3 separate regions of the Mus musculus genome follow, and regions 1 and 2 are each linked to region 3. Evidence: chromatin loops called from intact Hi-C (ENCODE). Cell type or tissue: heart. All regions are shown on one strand. Links, peaks and the distances in the headings refer to the core of each region. The heading gives the core; the rest is flanking DNA.

What was found. Peaks named below come from ENCODE experiments on the same cell type or tissue, not always from the same donor. Only the 100,000 strongest peaks of a DNase experiment are listed, where the experiment ranks them.
Region 1: a loop joins it to region 3, with 2.4 times the contacts of the local background. A loop is called at or near these places in 2 of 42 quality-filtered maps.
Region 2: it touches region 3 in a loop (2.1-fold over the local background); 3 of 42 quality-filtered maps call a loop at or near these places.

What each region holds. Positions count from the first base shown.
Region 1 is chr1:131,112,931-131,120,405 of GRCm38, forward strand. It overlaps Gm51643 (a long non-coding RNA gene), which reads left to right. Exons shown (of 2, transcript XR_003947991.1): 2 at 2,620-2,977. Among named protein-coding and RNA genes, the nearest start is that of Gm51643, 3.9 kb to the left of the region's middle. In heart, for the core only: a CTCF peak has its summit at 3,186 (motif pointing right); a DNase peak (open chromatin) is centred at 3,661; H3K27ac peaks cover 2,007 bases.
Region 2 is chr1:131,242,538-131,250,012 of GRCm38, forward strand. Rassf5 (Ras association (RalGDS/AF-6) domain family member 5) reads right to left here and starts at 2,641. Exons shown (of 6, transcript NM_018750.4): 1 at 2,152-2,641. The coding sequence starts at 2,593. It overlaps Gm28913 (a long non-coding RNA gene), which reads left to right and starts at 2,553. Exons shown (of 3, transcript XR_878525.3): 1 at 2,553-2,829. In heart, for the core only: CTCF peaks have their summits at 2,586, 3,523 (motif pointing left) and 4,085 (motif pointing left); DNase peaks (open chromatin) are centred at 2,754, 3,506 and 4,129; H3K4me3 peaks cover 2,922 bases; H3K27ac peaks cover 2,343 bases; H3K27me3 peaks cover 212 bases.
Region 3 is chr1:130,976,044-130,983,518 of GRCm38, forward strand. No RefSeq gene overlaps it. Among named protein-coding and RNA genes, the nearest start is that of Gm41952, 16 kb to the left of the region's middle. In heart, for the core only: a CTCF peak has its summit at 3,627 (motif pointing left); no DNase peak of the experiment used is centred there.

The DNA of each region.
Region 1 (7,475 bases), core at 1,611-5,610, 140 kb after region 3:
AAATGGGCTGTGTGTTGGGAGGTGGAAGCAAGAAGTCTCATTATCAAGTTAATGTAATAATTTAAAGGAGGAAAACGGAAAGAATTGGCAAGCAGATAGAAAGGAGGACAGGACGCCAGAGTGCTGCTGAGAAGGAAGCAGCGGCGAGAATTGCCAACTGATTAGGGATGTGAGAGGAAAGAATTTCCCAGGAGCACTTGCTTCGAAGTTCTGAAAAGGTTACAGGCATCCTGATCTTGTTTTATAAATAACCTGAGTAAAGCCGGGTGCACGCCTTTAACCCCTTGTACTGGCTGGTTTTGTGTGTCAACTTGACACAGCTGGAGTTATCACAGAGATAGGAGCTTCAGTTGAGGAAATGCCTCCATGAGATCCAACTGTAAGGCATTTTCTCAATTAGTGATCAAGGGGGAAAGGCCCCTGTGGGTGGGACCATCTCTGGGCTGGTAGTCTTAGGTTCTATAAGAGAGCAGGCTGAGCAAGCCAGGAGAAGCAAACCAGTAAAGAACATCCCTCCATGGCTTCTGCATCAGCTCCTGCTTTCTGACCTGCTTGAGTTCCAGTCCTGAATTCCTTGGTGATGAACAGCAGTATGGAAGTGTAAGCCGAATAAACCCTTTCCTCCCCAACTGCTTCTTGGCCGTGATGTTTGTGCAAGAATAGAAACCCTGACTAAGACAGGTGCACATCTAAATATCATGTCTTCTGCCCCTTTCATGAGTCTGGAGACAGATGTGGGAGGTTTCGTTTAGAATGTAAGAGAAATAGTCATGCCAGTGACTGGGAAGGAGGCAGGGGAATTCAATAGAATACAGCAATGAACAAACCACACCTCCACCCAGCAGAAAAGAAACCTTTTTTTTTTTTCATATTTAATCAACACAAATGAGGTCATGGCTCAGAAAATGGGGAGCATTCTTAGTTCTTAGGAACTGATGCCCCAGAAAAGGAGCCAATAGGAAAGGAAACCAAGCTGTCTCTGGTATTCTCAGAGGAAGGGAGGGAAGAAGGGATGGAGGAAGGGAGGAAGGAAGACCTAGTACTACTGAATTTCCTTCTCTAAAGTAAAGAATCTCTGTGCCATAAGGTGTCCCCATCTGTGACTTAACCCAAACAACCAAACAAGCCAAGTGATTAGCAAGGGCCAACATTAGCATTTGAACCCAAATCTTTCTGGCTCCAAATGCATGCCCTTTGGCATCTCTTTATGACCAAGGACAGCCAGAGTCTCTTTTCTGGGGACAGCTCTCTATTTGTACAGACAGATGCCCTCCTTTATATGGAGTAGCAAATTTCTGTCTGGCCCAGAGCTAGGGTATAAAGATTAGCTGTGGCTCTGCTGTGGAAAGGGATGATATCGACCCCTACAGATGTTGTGACTGCAGGACAGTGAAGAGGCCACAGCCTTGCCTGTTGTTAGGATCTGGAGAAGCCTGGAGTGTGGTGTGGTGGCCACCAATTATCTGCTCAAGGCACCAAGAAATTACAGAGTGACTCCAGCAGTTTCTCATACAGACTTAAGCTGAAGACAGGCCTTGTACAGTTTCTGTGGAGAATAGATGAAACTTCTAGAGACAGGGCATCCTGAGAGCTGCACAACTCTGTGCTACTCAGGGCAGATTCGTGCCCTGTAAAACAACGATAAAGCTCATGTTATATGTTTTGCTATAGCAAAAAAGAAAAAAATGTTGAAAGTAACCTCAAAAATTAACTTTAAAATTTGTATTACATTTGTATCTATTTCTTGTGTGTGTGTGTATGTGTGCATACAAATACGGACATACATAAGCCACAGGTGCACATACATGAGCCACAGCACACATGTGGAGTTAGAAAACAGCTTTCTGGGATCTATTCTCTCCTTCTATCCTATGGGATAGATGGGATCAAATTCACGTTGTCAGGTTTGGCAGCAAGTGCCTTAACCTACAAGCCATCTCAACAACCTGAAGTCAATGCTTTAAAACTTGTAATATACTATGCAATTCTACTTTCAAACATACGCCTACTGGAGAGGGGAGTGGAGTGGGGGGGGGAGCATGGGACGGAAGGTGGGGGAGGGGACACTAAGAAAGGGGAGAGAGGAAAGAAGGGGAGATGAAGAGGGAGGGGGAAGGAAGGGGGAGGAGGAAAGGGGGAGGAGGGGAGGAAGGTATGGGAGGGTGGGGAAGGAGAAGAGGGGTGGGAAGGAGGGGAGGGAGAAGAATGAGAGGAGGGAAGAAAAAGGAAGGGGGAAGACAAAGGAGGCAGGAGGATGAGGGGAGGAGGAGTGAGCAGGGAAACGGGGAAGAAGAGGAGCAGAGGGGAGGACTCTCTGCCATTTCTGGTGCCTGAAAGCAATAGCTAGACCTTGGTCTGCAAGCTCAAAAACAAAAGAAACTCAGCCACAGAGTGTCTACCTAAAGGAGAACATGAATTGGTTCCACAGGGTTGTTTCTCATCCATGGCACCCAGTATCTGGCAGATACAGGATTCCATCTAGTGAGAAGTCTAAGGACAAACCTCCAGGATGAGGATGGCTCTGTGGTTGTAAGAACCATGGCAAGTGGGCACAGACATCTTGGAGTGTCTTCACAGTTTATGTGCCACAATCCCAGGTCCCTCGTCCTTTCCTGACAGCCAACCTTGGACAGCCGGTAAAGTAATGCGTGATCGGGTTGAAAGAAGGCTGTCACCCAGGAGGAGCATGGAGTACAGGACCAGGCATGAATGCCAGAGATGCTGGCTTTGAGCAGAGAAGACCACTCCCTGGCATCAGGACCAAAAGCAGAGCTCTCGGTCAGTGGTTAATATCCTTCCTCCCAGCCTCCCCAGAGCATGGGTATGGAATCTAGCAATTCTTCAGGTTCCAGCTAAGCTGCACGAAGGTGTTACAAAAGGCCATTTCTTCTCCTTGGAGGAGAGCCAAAAGGAAAAGTGACACACACAGCCTTCATCCTGGAGTCAATGAAATCATAGCTCACATGAGCCTGCAAAATGAGAAAAATGCCCTTGGCTTGGGACTAACCATCAATGAGGGGCGGAGGGGGAAAAGAAGGGAAGAAAGGGGGAGGGGAAACTAGAAAGAGCTGAGATCGATCCTTAATTCACACATCAGGCTCATATTCGTTTGTTTGGAGTTTTGGGAACAAACTGTATCACATAGAGAATGGCTGAATAAACTAATGAAGTGCGTCTGGTAAGCTTATCCCTATGTGCACCACCAGGGGGAGCACTTGTTCCACACCGCTGGTCTTTTATGCACTATGAAGCCGCTGGTTAAGGGCATAAATTCTGGGTTCTAAGGGCCTTTTTTTTTTTTTTTTTTTTTTTTTTTTTTAAAGATTTATTTATTTATTATATGTAAGTACACTGCAGCTGTCTTCAGACACTCCAGAAGAGGACATCAGATCTTGTTACAGATGGTTGTGAGCCACCATGTGGTTGCTGGGATTTGAACTCTGGACCTTCGGAAGAGCAGTCGGGTGCTCTTACCCACTGAGCCATCTCACCAGCCCTCTAAGGGCCTTTTAACACCACCACCACCACCACCCCTTTTGTCCAAGAGCTGCCTGATTTTACTTTGTGCACGTCACCCTGTTTTCAGATAAGGAAAATATCTGACCCCGGGGAACTGGCAGTTTCTCCCACTCTTAAGGGCTCCAGAAATAGAGTCCTCACCTCACTTGGCGGCAATCCCAACCCTTTCTTGCTGTGGGATGTTTCCTGTCCACAGACCCCTAAGACGGGAGCTAGACAAGCAGGTGCCTCCACAGGGACCACACATTCGAGCCTGAGGAGGAAGTAGCCTGCTTTCCCGAGGCCTGGAGCCTCTTCTCTGCCCCTGCCCCAGCCGCAGACCCCCTACCAACCCTCCTCACCCACCAGCTCTCCCCAGTGCCTGGCCAGCACCTAGGAGCAACAGCCAGACTGTGGTCCCCGCAGGCTGCAGCGTGCCTTTGTCTGGGCTCACAAAAACCACATTTAGAACCGACTCCCACTTCTGATGCCCCCAGCGCATCTGTCTTTGCTTCGTTCCATCTGGCGATCTCAGAGGAATGGCTAATTAAATTGAAATGAGCTGGCCTATTTTTAGTGTTCTTCAGCTATCAGGCCTGGGGGGAATAGCCACAACGTTTGGAAAAGAACACCAGGAAGACTGAAAATCTCTGGAGCTGCATGCTGTTTCTAGGATTATCAGCTCCCAAGTCCCACCTGCCTCGGCAGGGTCCATCCGGTTCTCCTGTTGTCCTGTTTGAGGATGGGGCCAAAGTTGGAGGAAGGACGCTATGATTTAGATACAGCTTAGGTGTGGCACCTCCTGTGTTGCGAGTCTAGTAAGGTAACGGGCGGGCGCCGAGACCTTGAGAGAGTGCACTTGGATCACTGATGCTGTGTCTTCAGCTGCTTTCACAAACCCCTCATTTGGTCTAGTGTGAGGTCATTATGAACAGGCAAGACGAGCCTCGGCCCTAGGTGCTGTCTAATCAATACATCTCTCTGTCTCAAAGTCACAACTGTAATGGAGCTAACTCACCCAGGAGTGTCAGCCAGAAGCTCAACATACAACACTGCCCTGCTCCCTGACTTACAGCTCCCCCATTTATAAAGTTCACAGCCTCCCTCATTTTCCTATAGTACCTGAAAGTGACTAGTAAACAGGCTTCCTGGGTGCTCTTGATCCACCTCATCCTAGAACCAGAGACACATTCAGCTCAGTGAGCCTTGACAGCTTGATGCCAAGTCAGAGCTGTGATGAGCTTTAGATGACAACAGGTTTGTGCAGAGAGGAGGTGAGGAAGGGGAGGTGAGAGGTGGGGTGTGGTAGAGGTGAGGATGGGGAGGTGAGAGGTGGGGGGTGTGGTAGAGGTGAGGATGGGGAGGTGAGAGGTGGGGGGTGTGGTAGAGGTGAGGATGGGGAGGTGAGAGGTGGGGGGTGTGGTAGAGGTGAGGAAGGGGAGGTGAGAGGTGGGGGGTGTGGTAGAGGTGAGGATGGGGAGGTGAGAGGTGGGGGGTGTGGTAGAGGTGAGGATGGGGAGGTGAGAGGTGGGGGGTGTGGTAGAGGTGAGGATGGGGAGGTGAGAGGTGGGGGTGTGGTAGAGGTGAGGAGGGAGAAGAGAGAGGTGGGGTATGTGGTAGAAGTGAGGATGGGGAGGTGAGAGGTGGAGGTGTGGTAGAGGTGAGGAGGGGGGGTAAGAGGTGGGGTATGTGGTAGAAGTGAGGATGGGGAGGTGAGAGGTGGATCCCATCCCAGGTCCTGGATGGTACTTGTGCAAACATTGCTTCCTGCTAGTGAATTGGAAAAGCCATCCCTCTACTGCCACGTTAGGACCCCCTCTGGTTCCTTGTCTGCACAACCGACGTGCTCCTTACTTGGAGGTATGTTGTTTGATGCAAGCTAAACCCCTCTCCAGCTTCTCTTCCTCCTGCGTCCTCTGCTCTGGCCACTCTTTGTCACATTTTTAAAGTTTTGTTATTTGGTTTAATTGCACACATACACTGGGGAGGGGGTCTTTGTGGGTGTACAGTCACGTGAGAGATGGTGACCCTGAGGCCAGAGGCACCGGAACTTGAGTTTTAGGAGGTTGTGAGCTGTCTGACACGAGGAATTGAAGACCAGTCCTCAGCAAGAACAGTACACCCTCTTAAACCCTGAGCCTTCTCTGCAGCTCCGGAGCGTTTTTTTTTGCTTTTTGCTGTTCCTACACATTTCAAGTTGTGTGTCAGGAATTCCCTTCCTTGCATGACAAATCCTTCTCGTTAAGGGCACTACTCGGCAGTCACCTGCCTGAGGCTATTAGTCACTCCCGCCTCTGTGGTTTTCTAAAAGTTTGCTCAGACTAATATTAGACCTTATCAAACACATCCGACTTCTATGCCTACGTGGGATAAGGGCTTGCTGCGAGTGGGAGGTGTGTTCAGCCCATGGAGCTGAACTTCCCAGGCTTATGAATCCAGTGAATTCTTACTGTTGCGTGAAGATGAGAGAAAGTGAAATCGGGTTCTTTATTCTTCTGGGTCCCCACACAGCCCAAAGACGGCAGGGCCTCCTTCCTCCACCAGAGTGAAGCTTTGGCGAGTGGGCAGCCCTCTCTTACATCCTCACCCACAGCCAGGGCTCCTCAGGATTCCAACAAACTCTCTCTCTTCCTTATGTGCTTGGCCCTTGGGCGCATCAGGGTGCCTATTTTTTTTAAGATTTATCTTATTTCTATCTATGTGTGTGTGTGTATCTGTGGACACACTCAAACACTGTACACACACAGGTACATGCATTTGTGTGTCAGTGCCAGAGAAGACCAGAAGAGGGAGTCAGGCCCCTGGCATTATAAGCCAACGTGAGCCACCCAATGTGGATGCCAACACAGGTGCCAGGAGGAGAACTCTGTTCCTCTTTGAGAGCAGCAAGTCACCAGCTGTCACCCCTCCAGCCCCTTCACTATTCCTTAAGGGTTTCCTATCCTGGTCCACATTCTATAGTCTCTGAGCTGCCCCCTCTTAGGGATTAGGCCCAGTATCTACAGGGCATCTTCCACACTCTACCCAGCTCCATTCCACAGACTCCACATAACCTGCTCCATACCATCCATGGGCCCTCCCTTGCCTCTGACAAGTTTATTGATTATACCCCAGGACCTCGTGTCCCTCAGTCTGCCTATGTCCCAGACCTCCACTTAACCCTTAAATCTCCAACTCAAGAAAACAGGCATTTGTCCCTAGCCTTAGACACAATCTCCATGAAGTGTTAGAATAGTTCCTAAAATATCAAATTATTCTTTTCCTCTCCTTCAATACTTTCCTTGCCAGATACATATGCAAACATCAGGGATTTGACCGTTACATTTGTTTTGTTTGGATTTTTGATGGGAAAGTGGGGCGAAGGCCCAGTCTAACTTGAAAAATCCAACCTTCTGGTAAGGAACTGGACAATGGGCCCTGACTTTTCATGCGTGACCTCTGTGCTAGCCATGGCTCCTTTAAAAAATACACACACACACACACACACACACACACACATATATATACATATATATATATATATGTACACCTTAGCTGTCTTCAGACACACCAGAAGAGGGTGTCAGATCCCATTACAAATGGTCGTGAGCCACCATGTGGTTGCTGGGACTTGAGATCGGGACCTTCAGATGTGCAGTCAGAGCTATTACCCGCTGAGCCATCTCGCCAGCCCTAGCCATGGCTCCTTGAATCTACTGCAGCACTGCCCCCTTGCTCTCGGCCTTCCGTTCCATAAGGCTCATCACCCTGTAGAGAGCAGCTTCTCTGTCTCTCCGAGACCTCCAGCCACTATCCAGCCAACCCACCGCGTGCAGGGCAACGCACAGCATGCTGGCATTCCTGAGGTGCGTGGCTCTTGCCAGGAGGAACCCAGCAGTGGGCCTCTGTTCCCAAGGCTCCTTCCCCAGCAGCTCAGTGAACCCCGGACGAGGGCTTCAGCTTTTGAAATCATTTAACCTAGTTCCGGGTCTTCAGTA
Region 2 (7,475 bases), core at 1,611-5,610, 270 kb after region 3:
CGAGTAGCTAGGGTTGGCCAGTGAGGGCCAGACAGGACTCTGCCGGTCTCCACTCACCGTCCAGCACTGAGGTTACAAGCATGTGCTACCATGCCTGCTTTTATTTATTTATTTATTTTAAATGTGGGTTCTAAGGATCCAGTTCAGGTCCTCATGCTTGCTTTGCCAACTGAGTTGCCCCCCTCTTCCCAGCTCCAGGATTACCTTTTAAAACATCCTTTTCTGACCCATGCTTTTCAAAAATGAAAATAAAACAAATAAACCCTCTCAGAGAGCCAGACCTCAGCTTAGCACCAGATGTCTGGTGAGTCTGTCCTGCACACCAAAACTGTCTCAACTTTCTCTTGGTCAGCCGAACACTCACGGTTAGTTAAATATTAAAAAAAACCAAACAAACAGAGATTCCTTTCTGTGGCCTTCCTGACTTCAGTTCTGCTGCCTCTTTGGTGTTCAGGCATCTCTGGCTGGTAGGAAATCGACTACTCAGGGGCCACAGGAACCCAAGAAAGTGAAAGGACCTCAGCAAGTCGCAGGCCAGTGGGGATGCCTTGTGGAAGGAAACGGCAGGGAGGACACTATTTCCCAAGTGCTGGAAACTATTTAGGGACGGAGCAAGGGAAATAAACAACTCTCATGTGGTATGAGGATGCTCATTTCGTCATGGAGTACTGCACAGATACCCACAGAATCCTGCCAACACAGCATCATTGCTAACCAGAAGAATATCACAAACTCAGAGTAAAGCTGACAGTCCCTCAAAGTCTAAACAAGCGGGAATTGCAACAAGCATATTCTCACAGACAGTGCAGCTTCTGGAATTTGAGCCTTAGTAGATCCATAACAGTGAATCCACTGCCTCATCCTCTGTGTCCAGGGCTAGTGGGTACTGCAAAGCACTCAGGAACACGGAGGGAGATAAAGCTAGCAGCGGGCCCAGAGGTAAGTTGCACTGGATTCGTCTGCAGGTCAGCAGCATTTACAAGGAACAGCAGCCCGTGCACAGGACTCTACATGCCCAGCCTTCTCCTTAACAGGCACCTGTATGGGGGATGCTCATGGTAGGAAGAATAGTCCCCCTTTTTCCTTTCACATATTCTGGAGCGGCTGAGGGGGAGCTGTTATGGGCTAGAGTGAGGGTAGTAGTGCTAGCTGCTGCTGTCCAGTGTTGCAGTCTGAAGGAGGCAACAGAGGATGGCCCTTTACCAAAAGATGTGACTGTAATCCATGTCCACAGATGATTGCCGGAAGCTGTCATTGCACTGCGTGCTTCATATGTTCAAAGGAGCTACGTAAACACACGGGTATGAGTATCCTCTGGCAACAGCAGATCCCTGGGTTGGTGGGGAGGAGACTTATACAGGGATACAGACTCACCATTGGCGAGAGGTAATGATAAGCCCTAAAAAGAGCGCAGACTTGCTCAGAAACTCTCTATACTGGTGCCCAGTGTTACAGTAAGATTGGGAGAAGCCAGCAGGCCAGTGGGGATGCCTTGTGGAAGGAAGGAACTGGCGGGGAGCTTAGTGATTTTAGGGCTGGAAGGCGGGTGCAGGGGGACAGGAGGAGGAAGAGGAGGCCACGAGGCACAGTCACACACTGGAGCAGAGTATAGAGCGTTGAGCCAGGTGTGGAGGGCTGAGGAGGCCTCAGGTGCAGGTGACCTTGGCATCTTTCAGCCTCACAGCCTGCTTCCATTCAAAGCCTAACCAGGCTTCCCATGCCAACAGCTCCCTAGGAGGAAGAGCCTGAGAGAACCTGAGGTGACCACCGAGTCATCTCCCCATTAACCCTAATAAGTGTCAAATACTCACTTCGTTGTCAATATCACTACCTCATTTTTAAAACTCACAACTAAAGGAAGAAGAGGGTGTGCGTAAGACACAATGACCTTGTGGAGAGCCATCAGTCCCAACCTACAAACAAGCTTGTTTACGCGCACGGGGGAGAAGGCTCAAACCCGTCTGAGGATACGTAACTGTACACATACAACTACCTCTGGTCAGTGGGCAGCCATTAAAGGATGCCAGGCAGTGACAGCAGCTGTCTCCAAAGGTAACCTGCCTAAAAGTTCGGACTGGCCACAAAAGGCAATGGCCTCCTCTCCCGGGCTCAGAGCCCTTCACCTCGCGCACCTTCCCCGCCCTCACTCACTAGCGCAGCGCAGCGCCTGCCGCAGCACCTCTCGTCCGCACAGGTCACACCAGCCCGGACCGCCCCGCAGCGCCAGTTCCACGAAACGGTGCCCCTCGCCTCTCTCGGCCAAGACGCGGGGATCCTGCGGCTGCTCGAAGATGCTCCTCACGTCGCGGGGTCGGTGTGACCCAGGTCGCAGCCGCAGTCTCGGCTGCAGACCGGGCCGGACAGGGCGAGCGTGTCGGCAGTCTCGGGGCGTGGGTTCGGGGTCCCTCCGGCCACTCCTCCTGCCACCGCGATCCTCTGACGCCCCGGCCGCGGGGATCAGGGCCGTGGGGATGCAGCGGCGCGGCCGGGCGGGAGGTGGCGGCTCGGTGCCACCCAGACTCTGCAGATACCGCGGCGGCTCGGGATCTAGGAGCAGCGGGTAGGGACGTTGCCCGATGGCCGGGGAAGCCATGGCCAAGGCCCGCAGGCGGCGGCAGCTACCGAGCCTGGCCAACAGAAGGGGCGGCTCCGGTCGAGCGCGCTTTTAAAGGGCCCGCAGCCCGCGGGCGGGGCGGGGCGGGGCGGAGCCCACCGAGAGGCCGGAAGGGCAACACGCGTGACTGCGGGTCGGAGCCGCGTGGATTTAGGAGTGACTCGGCGACTAGGCGGTGGTGAAGGTCCGAGCACCCGAGAGGCTTCGCGAGCTCGGTAGGCGCCGGCTCCTGCGCCTGTCTTCAGCTCTGCCCCGTCCCCTCTGGGCGTCTCCCAGGGCGCCCTAACACCGGCGGGGCGGGGAGCAGGTGGGAAGGCAGGGCTTTGGCAACCTGGTGTGGCCCCGGGACAGGAGCTAGCCCGCCGCTGTCAGTAAGGCGGCCCGCGGATTCTCCGAGCTGCCCGTGGGAAGCTGGCTACATCAGCTCTCTCCCTTCTCACCTCTGCTACATAGACTGCCCCTCCCCGAAGACTGGGATTAGAGTGACTGGTGATCCTTGGTGATCCGGTGATCATGAGAGACCTCTCTGTGCCCCATGGGTGGACAGGAACTTTCCTCCCGAATTACGCCCCTCCCCCCTTAGTTGCTGGAGTAATCACTGCGGAAATGAATGCCAATCCCTTACACACCTCCTTTGGTATGGAAGGTCCACCTGAGCAGGGGCGCAGGGTGGAGAAGTCCGCATCCTACCAGCACCAAGGGGTGCGCCATAGGTTCCTGTCTGGCTTAAGGTTATGTCGCCACCATCTTGAAAATCCTAATTCTTAACCCGGCCTATTCTTTTTGCACTGGGTCTTGAAAATTATGTAATGGTAATAACTAGTGGGCCTGTCCACAGTGCCGTCTCAAGGGATAGAGAACAGGTGGGACTGTGGATTTTCGAACCTGTGCCCGGTCGGTCGGTCGTAGGCTAGCAAGGGTCCTGGGCCCTCTACAGGCTGGTTTTGTAGCTGCAGGCGCCTTTGCTCTTTCCAGTTCTGCGGTTCTGACTTAGGCCTAGCTCACATTCCCGCCTCCCCCTGCCCCCCTTAAATTACAGGTTTGATTGATTTAGTGGCAGCCACCAGCAAGCAACTATGGGAATAGAGTCACTGCACCAAATTCAAAAATTCTGTATTTTGGGTCTCAACAAACCACTGGTAGAAATATTGGGGGAGGGGCATGTCTATAGTGAACATGTACACACTCTTTCTCCTTACTTATTAAATAATACTGGATAGCAATGATTCATATACACTTTCACAGTACCGGTGTTTAATATAGGCGGGGTTAAAATGCATAGGTTCTCTCTGCACACAAGCTACCTTATAAAAGGGATGAGAACCCTCAGGTTAGAGTATTGGGAGCAATAATGTATGTATAGAATGTGTGGGGATTCTGAAACCAGACCTGGAATTGTCTATAAATTCGCCTACATTTTAATCTCCAGGGTTCTTTCCCGGCTAGTGATGGGTCTCCCCCTAGTGTCTGGCTGGGGAATCCTCACTTTCACTTTTCCTCTCGAAGGTAAATTTAGGCAATGGCTAAAAGTCCAGTGACCAGGGAATCCCCAGCCTTCCCTGCTCCACAGCCTCTCTCCCCACCCCCACCCCCGCACCCCTCCCCCAAGTGGTGGTAATCAGAATCCTGCTCCTTTCAAGTGGGTGGCAGAGGAAAAGTTCCTGGTCTCTGGGCCTCGTTTTATTCACTGGTTTCTGGGGAGTGGAAAGAAGGACTCCAAACTGATAAAGTTATGATAAGGCGGTGGGCACAGAGGCCACCACTCTGCCCCTCCACCCTTCCTCTTGCTCTCTTTACATCCGTGCTCCAAGCTTTGGAGGCCAGCCAACCCTAGAGGGCTTTTAAAATCACAGCTTGCTGGCAAGTTCCTGTGTCAGTAAGTCTGGGCTAGGATGCTAGACTTGTATTTCTAGCATGTTCCCATAGTAGCATTTGTGCTGATGGTCCACTGTGAGAACTATTGCTCTAGAGCCATAGCAGAGTGGAGGGAAAGGACCTGCCTGTTCCAGAGCTGGGTTCCTTGTAACTGAGAGAGCCCAGCAGGAACTCTTCCTTGGCACTTTCTCCCAAAGTGTGATGGGGGAAGTGCAGCCTGGCTTTATACTCTTTTCCTCCTCCTCTCTAGGGTATCTGCAAGCAGCTCTCTGGCTTCTTGCAGAAACCTGTATTGCATGTAAAAGTTTGCTTTGTTTCTACCCTGTGTCTATTCATCTTCACAAGGTTGGAAACTTGTACCTCTCAGGGGTGCCATCTTTTGGGTACGACCGGGGACAGAGACCAGCTTGAGTGTGGGGTGATGGTTTGGTGTGTAAGTAACAGGATTCTGGTAACACACAGCCCTGGGAGGCCAGTTCTGAGACACTATTTATGAATAATAGCCAACAGCCATCATCTCTGTCCTTCCCTCGCCCAAGCATTCCAAGGGTCTGTCGTTTGTGGCTGACTTCGATTCCCTGGCTGAGAAGGCTCCTGTGAGGACACCAGTGTCAACTGTCATAGACTGAGGCTGGCTGGGACAGTTAGGTGTGCAGCATCCCCAGCATGGGGCTACATAGAAGACACTCTGGTTTGGTTTTCCTGTGGCTCTGATTTGATGGAGCAGTGATGGCTGCTTCCAGAGCTGATGGGGAAATGACATGGAGCCAGAGCTCCTGGGATGAACACAGATGATGTGGATGGAGATAGTATAATGCCATGTCATGTGACCCACCCAAAACTTTCTCAACTTTATCTTAAGATCCATCTCTCTGAGACAAAAAAAAAAGTTCAGGGTGGGGGAGTAACTATCCCCCAACCTCAATAGGTATGGGACTCACCTCTTTAATCTTTTCCAATCCAGTCCCCTCCCATGTCCCATGATAGAACATCTCCTTCTCCTTCCAATACACACACACACACACACACACACACACACACACACACACACTCCTCCTCCAGGGAAGAAGTGGGGAAAAAAATCACCAAATCACTCAAACCCCTGTAGTTCAGGTAGAGAGACATCACCTGGGGTGATGGGTGCCGGGCCAGCGGCATCTTTGACTTTGTCCTTGGTCACCAGGCTTCGAGGTCTCACCACATCTGCTGGAACATCTACTGGGAGGTTTTGTTTTGCTTGTTTTGCTTTGCTCCTTAGCAGATCATCTTGGCTCAGTGTGGGGTGGGTCACTTTTCCCAGCTGTGACTCATTCCAGGAGAGAGGACATGTTGCTTTTATTTGTGACCAAGGGGAAGGAGTATGGTCAAGGCTGCTTCAGAGGTGGTCCGATAACATGTTATTTCCCCTGTTGGGTGAGTTATTTCAAGACTGTCCCCCAACCTCTCCCCTAACCTCTCCCCCAACCCCAGCCCCTAGCAAGAAAGAGAAGGAGAAGACAGACATAGCCTGATTTTCCAAGGGGGAAAGCAAGCTTTGCTTTTATCTGACTCTGAAGCATTTGAAGCTGCTTAAAGTCTCTGAAGGTTTTCGGAAGCTCTGGGGATATTGGTAGTCACACATAGGATTACTATGTCAGTCAGGATAAGTGATGTTGCAAATGCAGCCCCATATCTCAGTGCATCAGACAACAGAGACCTCTTTCTCACTTATGCCCCATGTACAGGACGACAAGCACTCGCAAGAGTCTCTCAGGACTCCTGCAGATCCCAGACACCATATCTAATACGGCCAGTCACTGTGCCAGGAGGAAATGGAGAAATCCCTGCTGATCCTCACTGGAGCTTAAAAATCTTGGTCGCTTCCATTCACAGGTCACAGACCATCCTACACAGGGAGAGCCGGCAGCAACTCCTCACTGTGAGCTCAGAGTCGGAGAAGAGCCGGGGTGGGGTAGCTGACCATCGGCACTGATAGCCTCTGCAGTCCTCAGGGACACAGAGCGGTTATTAATTTCTTAAGCCAGGTACTCCTCTAAGATCCACTGCGTATTAGGTGCTTGTTCAGGCACTGGAGGTCTGGCAGAGACACACAGTCATCAAGCTTGCTCTCTAGTGGGAGAGGCACACAATAAGCCATAGGTGGGATGCCTGTATACCAGGACTTGAGTGGTTTTGAAAACAAATGCAGCATTTTTAGGAGACAGACGGTGAGGCGGTTTTGTATCAGATTAGCCCACTGGGTCTCAACCCTCCTAATGCTGAGACCCCTTCATACAGTTCTTCATGCTGTGGTGATCCCCAGACACAAAATTATCCTTGTTGCTATGTCATAACCGTAATTTGCTACTGTCATAGATCATAATGTAAACACTTACATTTTCCCAGTGGTCTTTGGGGGTCACGACCCACAGGTTGAGAACTACTGGATTAGACAGCCAGGCTCTTTCCTAGATTTATCTAAACAGAGTTAAATGGAGAAAAGCCCGTGTCTGTGAGCAATAATGTTCCAGGCAGCAGATGCGCCAGTCTCTAAGCATTCCCCAAATCTATGAATACAAATGTGCCCAAACATTCTCACACCCTACCAGCATGATGTCTGACGACTGGCTTATATTTTATAAGAGATTTTGATTAATATGACACATGAAGCACAGAAAATGGGTCTGAAGCCGTGGAAGGTAAGACTGTGTGATCCTTGTACAAAATTTGAGGGAGATGCCTAAGGCCTTCTTCTTCCTGCTTAGGCTACGCACTACACAGAAGGCTCAGTCTCCACGAGAAGGGGGGTCTCTTGCAACTTTCAGTGGCAGGTGTGTGTGTGTGGGGGGGTGACACCTCACATTGCTAGAGAACAGTAAATCTGTGAGGGTCTCTGGTAAAATGCAAAATGGCCAGCGTCCCTACTTTATAGATTAGAAACCAGAGGCACGGGATCATGTGACTGACACAGAGCTCCTAGCCTGGATTCCAGACCATTCAAACCTAT
Region 3 (7,475 bases), core at 1,317-5,316:
TATTCATAAGGGAAATTGGTCTGAAGTTCTCTATCTTTGTTGGATCTTTTTTTGGTTTAGGTATCAGAGTAATTGTGGCTTCATAGAATGAATTGGGTAGAGTAACTTCTGCTTCTATTTTGTGGAATAGTTTGTGCAGAACTGGAATTAGATCTTCTTTGAAGGTCTGATAGAACTCTGCACTAAACCCATCTGGTCCTGGGCTTTTTTTTGGTTGGGAGACTATTAATGACTGCTTCTATTTCTTTAGGGGATATACGACTGTTGAGATCATTAACTTGATCCTGATTTAACTTTGGTACCTGGTATCTGTCTAGAAATTTGTCCATTTCGTCCAGGTTTTCCAGTTTTGTTGAGTATAGCCTTTTGTAGAAGGATCTGATGGTGTTTTGGATTTCTTCAGGATCTGTTGTTATGTCTCCCCTTTCATTTCTGATGTTGTTTATTAGGATGCTGTCCCTGTGCCCTCTAGTGAGTCTGGCTAAGGATTTATCTATCTTGTTGATTTTCTCAAAGAACCAGCTACTCGATTGGTTGATTCTTTGAATAGTTCTTCTTGTTTCCACTTGGTTGATTTTGCCCCTGAGTTTGATTATTTCCTGCCGTCTACTCCTCTTGGGTGAATTTTCTTCCTTTTGTTCTAGAGCTTTTAGGTGTGTTGTCAAGCTCCTAGTGTGTGCTCTCTCTAGTTTCTTTTTGGAGGCACTCAGAGCTATGAGTTTTCCTCTTAGAAATGCTTTCATTGTGTCCCATAAGTTTGGGTATGTTGTGGCTTCATTTTCATTAAACTCCAAAAAGTCCTTAATGTCTTTCTTTATTCCTTCCTTGACCAAGGTATCATTGAGAAGAGTGTTGTTCAGTTTCCAGGTGAATGTTGGCTTTCTATTATTTATGTTGTTACTGAAGATCTGCCTTAGTCCATGGTGATCTGATAGGATGCATGGGACAATTTCAATATTTTTGTATCTGTTGAGGCTTGTTTTGTGACCAATTATGTGGTCAGTTTTAGAGAAGGTCCCATGAGGTGCTGAGAAGAAGGTATATCCTTTTGTTTTAGGTTAAAATGTTCTGTAGATATCTGTCAGATCCATTTGTTTCATAACTTCTGTTAGTTTCACTGTGTCCCTGTTTAGTTTCTGTTTCCACGATCTGTCAATTGATGAAAGTGGTGTGTTGAAATCTCCCACTATTATTGTGTGAGGTGCAATGTGTGCTTTGAGCTTTACTAAAGTTTCTTTAATGAATGTGGCTGCCCTTGTATTTGGAGCATAGATATTCAGCATTGAGAGTTCCTCTTGGAGGATTTTACCTTTGATGAGTATGAAGTGCCCCTCCTTGTCTTTTTTGATGACTTTGGGTTGGAAGTCGATTTTATTCGATATTAGAATGGCTACTCCAGCTTGTTTCCTCAGACCATTTGCTTGGAAAATTGTTTTCCAGCCTTTCATTCTGAGGTAGTGTCTATCTTTTTCTCTGAGATGAGTTTCCTGTAAGCAGCAAAATGTTGGGTCCTGTTTGTGTAGCCAGTTTGTTAGTCTGTCTTTTTATTGGGGAGTTGAGTCCATTGACATTAAGAGATATTAAGGAAAAGTAATTGTTGCTTCCTGTTATTTTTGTTGTTAAAGTTGGCATTTGTTCTTGTGGCTGTCTTCTTTTAGTTTTGTTGAGGGATTACCTTCTTGATTTTTCTAGGGCGTGGTTCCCATCCTTGTATTGGTTTTTTTTCTGTTATTATCCTTTGAAGGGCTGGATTCGTGGAGAGATAATGGGTGAATTTAGTTTTGTCATGGAATACTTTGGTTTCTCCATCTATGGTAATTGAGAGTTTGACTGGGTATAGTAGCCCGGGCTGGAATTTGTGTTCTCTTAGTGTCTGTATAACATCTGCCCAGGCTCTTCTGGCTTTCATAGTCTCTGGTGAAAAATCTGGTGTAATTCTGATAAGCTTGCCTTTATATGTTACTTAACCTTTTTCCCTTACTGCTTTTAGTATTCTATCTTTATTTAATGCATTTGTTGTTCTGATTATTATGTGTCAGGAGGAATTTCTTTTCTGGTCCAGTCTATTTGGAGTTCTGTAGGCTTCTTATATGTTCATGGGCATCTCTTCCTTTAGATTTGGGAAGTTTTCTTCTATTATTTTGTTGAAGATATTAGCCGGCCCTTTGAGTTGAAAATCGTCATTCTCATCTACTCCTATTATGTGTAGTTTTGGTCTTCTCATTGTGTCCTTGATTTCCTGGATGTTTTGAGTTAGGATCTTTTTGCATTTTGCATTTTCTTTGATTGTTGTGCTGATGTTCTCTATGGAATCTTCTGCACCTGAGATTCTCTCTTCCATCTCTTGTATTCTGTTGCTGATGCTCACATCTATGGTTCCAGATTTCTTTCCTAGGGTTTCTATCTCCAGTGTTGCCTCACTTTGGGTTTTCTTTATTGTGTCTACTTCCATTTTTAGGTCTTGGATGGTTTTATTCAATTCCATCACCTGTTTGGTTGTGTTTTCCTGCAAGTCTTTAAGGGATTTTTGTGCTTCATCTTTAATGTCTTCTACCTGTTTAACAGTGTTCTCCTGTATTTCTTTAAGTGAGTTATTTAAGTCCTTCTTGATGTCCTCTACCATCATCATGAGATATGCTTTTAAATCTGGGTCTAGCTTTCGGGTATGTTGGGGTGCCATGGAGTGGGCGGAACCAAGATGGCTCCCGGGCCAGGCGGACACCTGTCCTCTGGCTGGGAAGGTGGCCGGATGTCTGGAGCCGAAAATGGCGCTGCCTCAGAAGCTCTGTGGCTCTTGCCTGTCCCAGAAGCTGTTAGCTTCTGTAGTCCACACTCTCACCTGTGCAGACTACTTTCTTCGGAGTCCTGGAACCAAGATGCCAATCTTTTTCATTCATCTGTGTACATGATAAATTCATCCCAACAAGATCCTAATGTTTCAAAGCAATGGGACTTGGCAAGTTCCTATTGTTTGTGGTTAGTCTCGTTCCCTTGAGAGCTAAGGTATAGCACTGAGTATCTGCGATGTGGGGTTGCCATCATCCCTGTGGAAATAAGAGAGCCCAGATCACTAAAGGTGTGTGTCCCTATCATTCCTGGCTTAGAGCTGGCACAGCACTCTTCCAAGATGCAAGCATACCTTCAGCAACGCTCTTCTCAATGTGTTAGTGAAGAAAATCCACCCTGATCTTCCTTCCACCCTACCCCACACATCATTCCCCAGGCTTGCTCTTCACTGGAGTATAAGCTGTTGTCTCCTGAGCCCATTCTGGCTTCTGCTTCCCAAGCCTCAGAGGATACTGCAATCTGACCTGAATTATGAAGCCAGTGGCAACTGAAAAAGGTTGGGATAGGGCTAGGGAAAAATCCACTCTGCAGAAGGCAGCTGCCCAGGTAAAGCTGCTGTAAGAGGCATGTGACATTCATTGTTGGTTCTGTGCCTGCTACAGCTGCGTCCACCAGTTCCTGTCATCTGCAGTGTAGCTGAACAACAGTCCCTTAGTAGAAATATATTTTGTTACCACCCTCAGCCCACCAACATCCCCATGTAACCCCCAACTATGACAGTTCCTGTTTGAAGTCCATTTCATCTGAGGCACAAGGACTGCTATGGTGCCATCTAGTGGCTATGGGGCCTCATTTTCTCATGGTACTTGGGGAGTGTGTGCTGGGTAGATATATATGGTTGTATAGAGAGCTAGGTTATCATGACTATTATCTCATACAGTTACTTTGTGTAACAAATAGCTAAAATCTACTTAAACAAAATGCCTATTTAGTAACACCTGAGCTCATGTTGAACATCAGCTCTCTAGGCTTGGTCTTCCTACATATCTGCTACTTTATAACCTTTGACTCCACTTCCTACCAACCCGTTCTCTATCTCTGTGTATTTTATCCTTGGTATCATATATATAACTGAGAGACCCTGCAAAACCTTTTCTTTATCCACTTTTAAAAGTTTAGCATTCCCTTCTACAGGTCCATTAATTCTGTAGCAAATTAACAGTGTTCCCTTTTTCCCAAGGCACTCAATATTCTATTATATGCACACACATATATGTCTACAAATATGTGTGTATAAATTTTGTTTATACATTCTTTGACCAATGTACTGTCTCCACATTTTAGCTATTGTGACTAGTACTGTAATAAATACAAGGGTCAGGTGACTTTGCAACATGTATTTTACCACCTTTTGTATAAACCTTCTCTGGTGATTCTCCTAAAACTGGATGGACAATCAGTGCAGACTTTCTCAAAGACTAGATGAAGGAGAAGACCATAATTTAAAGTCTGCCCTAGTTGCAGGCTGGACAGAGGATATTGTATTCAGTTAGCCAACAGAATCTGCCTCTAAGGATAAAGCGAGGAGATGCCTCAAGGCCAAGAGAGTGTAGGCCCACAACCTCAGAACCACCCAGACTCACCATTGTTCCAGATCACAAAAACTTGCACCTATGAGATCACACATAGCATTGGGGGATCATGAGTTATCCTTCCTTTCATGTGAAAGCACAGTCTCAAGGTACCAAACAAGCCCCTGTAGTGGCTTCCTGTGTCACAGAGTGAACTGATCTGGGGGGTGGGGGAGGAGGGTGGGAGGTGGGTTCCATGCCTCAGTTACCAGTGTATGTTGTGAGCTCCATTCTTTACCACACGTGAAGAAAAGGGGTGCTGTAAAAATGACGATTCGTTAGCTTATTGGAACTCCTCTTTATTGTTGCTGGCTATTGAGCAGGGATAGCACAGGAAGAGATGAAGAATACTCCTGAGACCACATCTGTGTCTTCTATGCCCACAGTCACTCCCATGACTTCTACGTGCAGTCACCTACCCCATGTTTCAAAAAGCTACAATGAGAACATTTGCCTGCAGCTGAGACATTGAGTGTCTTTCATTAAGTCTGTAAAAGGAACCCACAAAAGACATTACTAGGAAACTTTTAGAGAAAAAGTGCAGATGTTAATGACTACAGTTAACTTTCAAACACATCCTAATGATGTAGATGGGCCAGAAATCCAGGACCTACATGAACAGGCACACACACCTTTAAAAAATTACCAGTAAGCGCCGACATGAGGAGGTTGGAGAGATGGGTCATTGGTTAAGAATGGACTGCTCCTGCAAAAGACCCAAGTTCAATTTCAGCACCAGCATTGGATGGGTCACAACTGCCTGTAACTCCAGCTCAAGGTTTCTATGTTCCTTTTTGGATTCCTCACGCACAAATATACTTGTTCACATATATGTACATATGTGCGCATACCCACACACATACAGTCACATAACACACATGATTAAATAGAAAGCTCCAGATGAGATGAATGGCCGAGTGAGGATTCTTCAACATTCAAGGGCATGATAAGCACAATAAAAGAGCCAGTTAATGTGGGGGATAATATCTGCAAAAAGGAAAAAGTCAATGGCAGAAGCACAGGGCACTTGAACACCAAAAGAATTCATAAAACACTCATAATGTTCAGTGGTACTCCAAAAATATTTTTAAGAATGGCATACAATGCCCCAACCAACTGACATATCAAACTAACTCGATATCTCAGATCTTCAGTCTATGGCCTGTAGGGTATACATGTTGAGAAATGTATCAAACTCTATCCATATATTTTAAAGTTTGTGTAAATTTTCAGTTTCTCCTGGAGGGATCTAACCTCTTGCGCGCGCTCGACTGGCCAGGAAGAACGACGCTGCAACAGGATCCTTCTGCACACGTTTATTGGAAGAGCTTGATTATAGAGGCAAAAAGACCCTGAGCCCAGAACTGGTGCTGCTTACATAGGCCTAGGAGAGACGTGTCTCACATCTGATTGGTTAACTTGTCTTGGCAAAAGAACCTTCACTGCCTATGTATGTGTGGTGGCCAGCAGTAGCCAACTGCCACTCTGCAACGGCTTCCCACATCTCCTCCTTTTTGTTTTAATAAAATGAGACTGGTCTAGGCCTGTGCAATTATGTCCATCCGCCATGGCTCCTGTTTTAGGTCGTTCCTCTAATGTCACAGCCTTTCCCGTCATAGGGTAACCCTATCGCCACTGGGCCCCGTGTCTTAGGTTGGTCTGTGCATGAGGAAAGTTGCCCGTCTCTGGATACCGCAGTACTGTGTGACAGTAACTGCTAAATGACCTAGGGCGAACTTATGGCCCACAAAGGTATACTTATCCCGGTCTCAATCATCAGGAGCAGAATCATCTTTGGATTCATCTTGATCTTTCACGAACCCAAAGTAGATTTTCTTTACCCGGTACCACCGTTCCTCAGCTGAAGAGTTCTGAATCCACGCAGTCAGATCCTTCTCAGCAGTCTGTTTTGCAGGAACACTTCATTACCACCATTCCCCAGCTGAAGAGTTCTGAATCCATGCTGGATCCTTCTCAACAGTCTGTTTTACGGGAACCTTTATTAACCGCTCCTTCCCTGTGATGCAGTTCTGAATCCTCCCTGTAGCAGGGGGTCTTCGCTCGTGCCTGAAGATGTTTCTTTTCCCGGATTTTCGGCACCAATTCTTGCACGCGCTCGACTGGCCAGGAAGAACGACGCTGCAACAGGATCCTTCTGCACACGTTTATTGGGAGAGCTTGATTGTAGAGGCAAAAAGACCCTGAGCCCAGAACTGGTGCTGCTTACATAGGCCTAGGAGAGGCATGTCTCACATCTGATTGGTTAACTTGTCTTGGCAAAAGAACCTTCACTGCCTATGTATGTGTGGTGGCCAGCAGTAGCCAACTGCCACTCTGCAACTGCCACTCTGCAATGGCTTCCCACACTAACCAGGTTGTGGAAGAGGATTTTTGCTATCTTATGGTATATTTTTATTAAATGTAGTTTAATCATGATCTCACACTGAAGATTTTATGCCATTTTTAAAAAAATATTTTCATTATTTTAAGAATTATAAGCCAAAATAATGTATACCTTGACATGTGCCCACTGATGCCATAGTGGCCAGAGATTACAGGAGAAAACTTTGAGGTTTGATTTGAGGCCTGCTCCACAGGAAGAAATTCAAGCATAGTGCTATGACTCTGGTCAAAAACTCATGCCTTGGGAGGGTATAGGCCCTAAGAAGGAACTGTTGTCAAATGGTCTTCTAAATATTTATTAGCATCCCTATAGATTAATTCTGTCTTCAGCCTTGGCCAGAAAAGTGTCTTCCTGCAGTGGACTGGAATTAAAACAGAGGTTCACAACTGGTCAAAATGATGAGATTAAGTACCTATTGAGGTCTCATCCCTAAATAGCGTTCTCTCGTTCTCTCTCTCTCTTTCTCTCTCTCTCTCTCTCTCTCTCTCTCTCTCTCTCTCTCTCTCTCTCTCTCTCTCTCTCTCTCTCTCTCCCATGTGTGCATGTGTACACACACACACACACACACACAGAGCTCTCCAAGGCTCAAGGAACAAGATGGAAAGACTGTAAGAGCTGGAAAATTGGGAAAGAGCACTGGGAAATGCTGTCTG